2 separate regions of the Homo sapiens genome follow, and region 2 is linked to region 1. The links are chromatin loops, found by intact Hi-C in ENCODE. Cell type or tissue: IMR-90. All regions are shown on one strand.

The links. A loop is a pair of places that touch in the nucleus more often than their neighbours do. Peaks named below come from ENCODE experiments on the same cell type or tissue, not always from the same donor. Only the 100,000 strongest peaks of a DNase experiment are listed, where the experiment ranks them.
Region 2: it touches region 1 in a loop (2.4-fold over the local background); 16 of 110 quality-filtered maps call a loop at or near these places.

Annotation. Positions count from the first base shown.
Region 1 is chr9:120,935,146-120,937,645 of GRCh38, reverse strand. No RefSeq gene overlaps it. Among named protein-coding and RNA genes, the nearest start is that of TRAF1, 9.6 kb to the right of the region's middle. In IMR-90, a CTCF peak has its summit at 949 (motif pointing right); DNase peaks (open chromatin) are centred at 975 and 2,035; H3K4me3 peaks cover 313 bases; H3K27ac peaks cover 2,171 bases.
Region 2 is chr9:121,059,138-121,061,637 of GRCh38, reverse strand. It overlaps a transcript of C5 not described here. Among named protein-coding and RNA genes, the nearest start is that of C5, 10 kb to the right of the region's middle. In IMR-90, a CTCF peak has its summit at 1,398 (motif pointing right); a DNase peak (open chromatin) is centred at 1,347.

The sequences.
Region 1 (2,500 bases):
AACAAAACAAAAACCTTTCAGGACCTGCTTTCTTTCCCAGAAAAAACCCTGCCCTTTGGAGCCTCTCATGCGTTTGGTTGATAAAGGCATTTGATCCTGTTTTTTACTGTTAAGGGGCCTTGGCACAGCTGCCAGTCCCAGGAGCCTATTCCCAGCTCTGAGTCCTGGTGGGGCTGCTTGACCCATTCCCCTGTGTCCCCTAAAGACTGTGTCCCCCAAAGATTGCTCTCTGGTAGTGTACAAGGAGAAAGGCTTGCCTTTCTGGGCAGCCAGGCCAAGGAACCCTGGCCTCTGATGAGTCCAGCCACAAAGGCTCCACCCTGGGCCCCACTGAACTCAGACCTGCAGCCAAATGGAAAAAATCCAGGAGGCTACGAAGCCAAGAAAAAGAAGATTTGGATTCAAATCCTAGCTCTTCCCCTTCCCTTTCTGACCTTGAGAGACCTCACTGAGCCTCTATGTCTTAATCTGTAAAATGGAAACAAAAGCAACTACCCTACAGGTTTATTTGCCAAGATGAAATGACAGAGATTCATAAGTATACCTTGCACATAGCAGCCATTCAATAAATATTCCTCGCACCTCTTCCCCCAAAATCTCTCTGTGTCTCCATTTCCTCACTTATTAAATGTGATGGAGACCCAAGAATAAAGTTGAATGAGGTGATTTTCCCAAACCTCTGTCATCTGCCCCACACAGAGGCCCTTGGGAGAGCAGAGGGCCTTCATCTGAGCTCTTGAAGCTATTTATTCTTTTATTTTCAAAAACGTAAAAAAAAATCACAAAAGATCCCTTGCTAGTAATAACACTGGCACACACTTGCAATGGGCCAGTATCCTCTAACCTCTCCTCACTACCACCATCTGACTTAGGTTCCCATCTGTAAAGCAGCCTGGGGCAGGTCCCATCTGCAACTGCCCACAAGGTTGGGAGGACAGTGCCCGGCAGAGGGCGCTCCGAGTGTAACCTCCTAGCCAAGGCCCTGGGGGAAGGCAACAGGCCAAGGAAAATTCTGGTGGAAAAAATGAAGAAAGGATTCCAGGTTTATGAGTCTCAGACTTTGAAAAACAAAACTGCTGAGTTGTCTCCTGAGTTAGGAAAAAGAACACCACAGCCGCCTCGAGATTTCCAGGAAACTATTTCTGAAGGCTTTGGGCAAGGCTGGCAGGGGGCTGGCAGGGGAAACTTGGGCTGCCCCAGCTTAGGGTCCAATGCCCTGGCGGGTGGGAGATGGAGGTGGGTGGTGTGCATGTGGGAACGTCAGTGTGCATGTGTTCTTCAGCATGGTGGGGCTATGTGGGTTTACATGTGCCCTGTCTGTACACGTTTGTATGAGCCTGTGGGTACAATCCCACCAGTACGTATTGAGCACCTTCTGTGCTCTGCTGGGCATAGTGCCAGGTGATGGGATGCACCAGCAAATGAAACACAGTCTCTAAATTCATAAAGCTTAGTTTAGAGAAGGATGCAAAGTAACTGGCAATTTTAATTCAGAGTGCAGGCATCTGGGTGGTGGTTTGTGCAGCGGTTCAGAACACTGGCTTTGTGGTCAGGCAGCCTAGATTTTGACATGATCTTAGAGATCTTTCTGACATTCAGTCTCCTTAGGTGGAAAGTGCAAATATTAAAACCACATCCCGGGAGATACTATGTGTGTGTCAATGTCCAATGAAGGTCTCTATTATGTGTGTGCAGGGTCCACATCTGGATGAACAATGTGAACAGCCCGGGTGAGTTACATGTGGGCACGTTCACACATCTGCTTTTGTTGTGTTTATGGAGTGCCAGGCTCTACCAGAGGTCACAAATAGTGGCCCACAGACACAGTTCATAGGGATGCTCATTTGGTTTGGGTTTATTTTTTGGCTTATAGGGTGTTCTAAAAATCAAGTCGTTTCACATAAAAATCCAGATTTCCAACTTCTTTTGAAATCTTGGGTAAGCCAGCCATCCTGCGAGCATGTGCGTGTGTATGCCTGCCTGCCACAGTCTCTGCTTCCTGATAGATACGTCCTTCCCAGGGGCACCCTCCCCCTTGGCCAGTGTCCAGGGCTGTCCTTGGAGGGGTTCCAAGACTGCTCAGGAGAGCTGGTGTGTAGACATGTTCCCTGTGAAAGGAGAAGCAGGACTGAGCAGGAGCTGGTGCCAGGGCCCCAGGGCTCCCCAAGCAGTTCCAGTTTCAGCAATCACAGGGGCCAGAGAGAGCCATGGGCCCTACCCACAGCTCTCTGGCTGTGCAGCTGGGCACTGGTTACAGAAGATAGTAACCAAGGATGGCAGTAGACAGAATGGCTTTTCTTATCTATTTGATTTTGCATTTTAAAATGTTACAAGTGCACATCTGAAATGATTAAGACAATGATCTCCAGAAAGTGTTGCTAGATATATATGCTAGAATTATTTTTAAAATTTACAAAAAGATTGTAGGCTCATGCCTATAATCCCAGCACTTTGGGAGGCCAAAGCAGGAGGATCACTAAAGCCCAGGAGTTTGAGACCA
Region 2 (2,500 bases), 120 kb before region 1:
CTTTATTTACAATGATGTTAAATAGCAAATCTTAAAAAGCACCATGACAAATTGAGGGAAAGACTACAGATGAAAGGAAAAGGCTTTTTTTTGAGACAGTCTTGCTCTGTAGCCCAGGCTGGAGTGCAGTGGTATGATCTTGGCTCACTGCAGCCTCGACCTCCTGGCTTCAAGCAATTCTCGTGCCTCAGCGCCCCAAGTAGCGGGGTTTCAGGCACATGCCACCACGCCCGGCTAATTTTTGTATTTTTTGTAGGGATGGGTTTTTGCCATGTTGGCCAAGGTAGAGGAAAAGGCTTTATGTTTATATTTTAATACCTTAACAGCATTTTTCCTGCTTTTTTGAATAAGAGATGCCACATTTTTATCTTGCACAAGATCACTCAAATTATGTAAGTGGCCAGAGCTACTTTTTTGTGTGTGTGATTCTGGGCTTTTATTATTATTTTTGAGACAGAGTCTCGCTGTGTCACCCAGGCTGGAGTGCAGTGGCACGATCTCCGCTCACTACAACCTCCATGTCCTGGGCTCAAGTGATTCTCCTGCCTCAGCCTCCTGAGTAGCTAGGATTACAGGCGCCCACCACCACACCCAGCTAATTTTTGTATTTTTAGTAGAGACAAGGTTTTACCGTGTTGGCCAGGCTGGTGTCGAACTCCTGACCTCAGGTGATCTGCCTGCCTCGACATCCCAAAGTGCTGGGATTACAGGTGTGAGCCACTTCGCCCGACCTGATTCTGGGATTTTTAAATGAAGCAATACAGACCTTCTGATTATCAGATTCTTTGTCTGTAAAATGAGTATAATGCTGAATCATTCCAACCAACATCAAGTGACTTCTGCTGCTGGGCAATTATTTTATTAATTTAATATTTTCTATATAACTTTTATGAAGAGATCCAGAAAGCATTCTAGGGGTCTCAGGATAAATAGGGGGAAATAAAATTACTTAGAGTCAGCTGGGTGGGGTGGGGAGGGATAGACTAAGTGTTTTGAGAGATTTGGCAGTTATTTTGGAAGGAAAAAAAAATTCAAAGATTTTGTGATACCTGGTTTTTTTTCTTGTAAAAAACAGAGACTTTAGCATGTCTTCTTTTAAAAATAATTGAAGCAGAAAGAAAAGAGTTGGAAAAGCAAGAAACAGTAATCCTAGAAAGAGTAATCATAAGAACTCCATAAATGTTTATGTGATTTTCAGTGCTAAGAAAGATCGCATTTCAGCATTCTTAAGAAGAAGGCAAAGCAGCTGTTATCTCAAGGAAGCAAAGAAGCTGGTTCTCAGAAGAGTTATTAATGTAAGATGAGAAGCCAGAGTTTACCATGAAAAGCTGTCGCACCTAAGCATTGACTTAATCAGCACGAATTATTCCAGCTTTCTTTGGGAAGCTATTAAGTTAATACCAGCAGGTGGCGCTTTCAAAGTAGGCTCCTGAAGCTGCTGCTCTTCAGGAACTTAAAGTACACTTGCTAATTATAAGCATTGATGACCGAGGAGCAAGGACCTATTTGGGTGGTGGTAGTGAATGTAAGGAGCTTTGATGAAAGTTATATTTTTAGAAAAACAGCTAATCTAGTGTAAAATTACTATTGCTATGTAATAAATTCCCCCAAACTTAATGACGTAAGATAACAACACACCTTAATTATCTGCCCAGTTCCTATGGGCAGGAATTCAGGAATGGCTTAGCTAGGTAATTCTGGGTTAGGTTCTCTTATGAGGTTGCAGTCAAGATGACAGCTGGGCTGCAGCCACCTAAAGGCATGACTAGGGCTGGAGGATTCACTTCACATGGCTCTGGGCGGGAGGCCGTGGTTCCTTTCTACGTGGGCTTCTCCATAGGCTTCCTGAGTGTGCTCACTACATGGGGGCTTCCCCTAGAACAGGCCGTTCAAGAGAGAAAAAGGCAGAAACAGCAATGTCTTGTATGACCTAACCTCAGAAGTCACACATCTTCACTTTTGCTGTATTCTATTGGTCAGATGAATCGGTGTGATACAGTGTGGGAAGGGACCACACAGAGGCATGAATACGAGGGAGGTAAGGACCACTGGGAGCCATCTTGGAGTCTGGCTACCACATTTAGCCACTGGATGAGTAACAGGTATTAGAATTAGATGAAGGAACTTATGCTGAACAAAAAGCAACATTGTCTGAAAAAGCGTGGCTCAGTGGAACCAAAGAAGGTGGTTAATGAGCTGAGCTTGATTCATTAGAAGGTCTAGGGTACAGAAAGAACAGATTCAGGTGAGGTTATAAAACTGTGAGAGATAAAGGGAGAGTGAGCATCTCCTCCTTGTATGTTGTTTCCTTTTGATTCCTCTAAGGAAAATATGCTTAACTAAATTCCATTATTAACACTGGATTTTCTCTTAGCCTTATTATTTTCCACTTCCTCCCTACTTCCTTATCTGAAATCCTATCCTATTCCATTATTATTTAGGATGTGAAGTGGCCTTTTGGGACATGCTATTCCAACCCACTGCTTTGGTGACTTTCAAG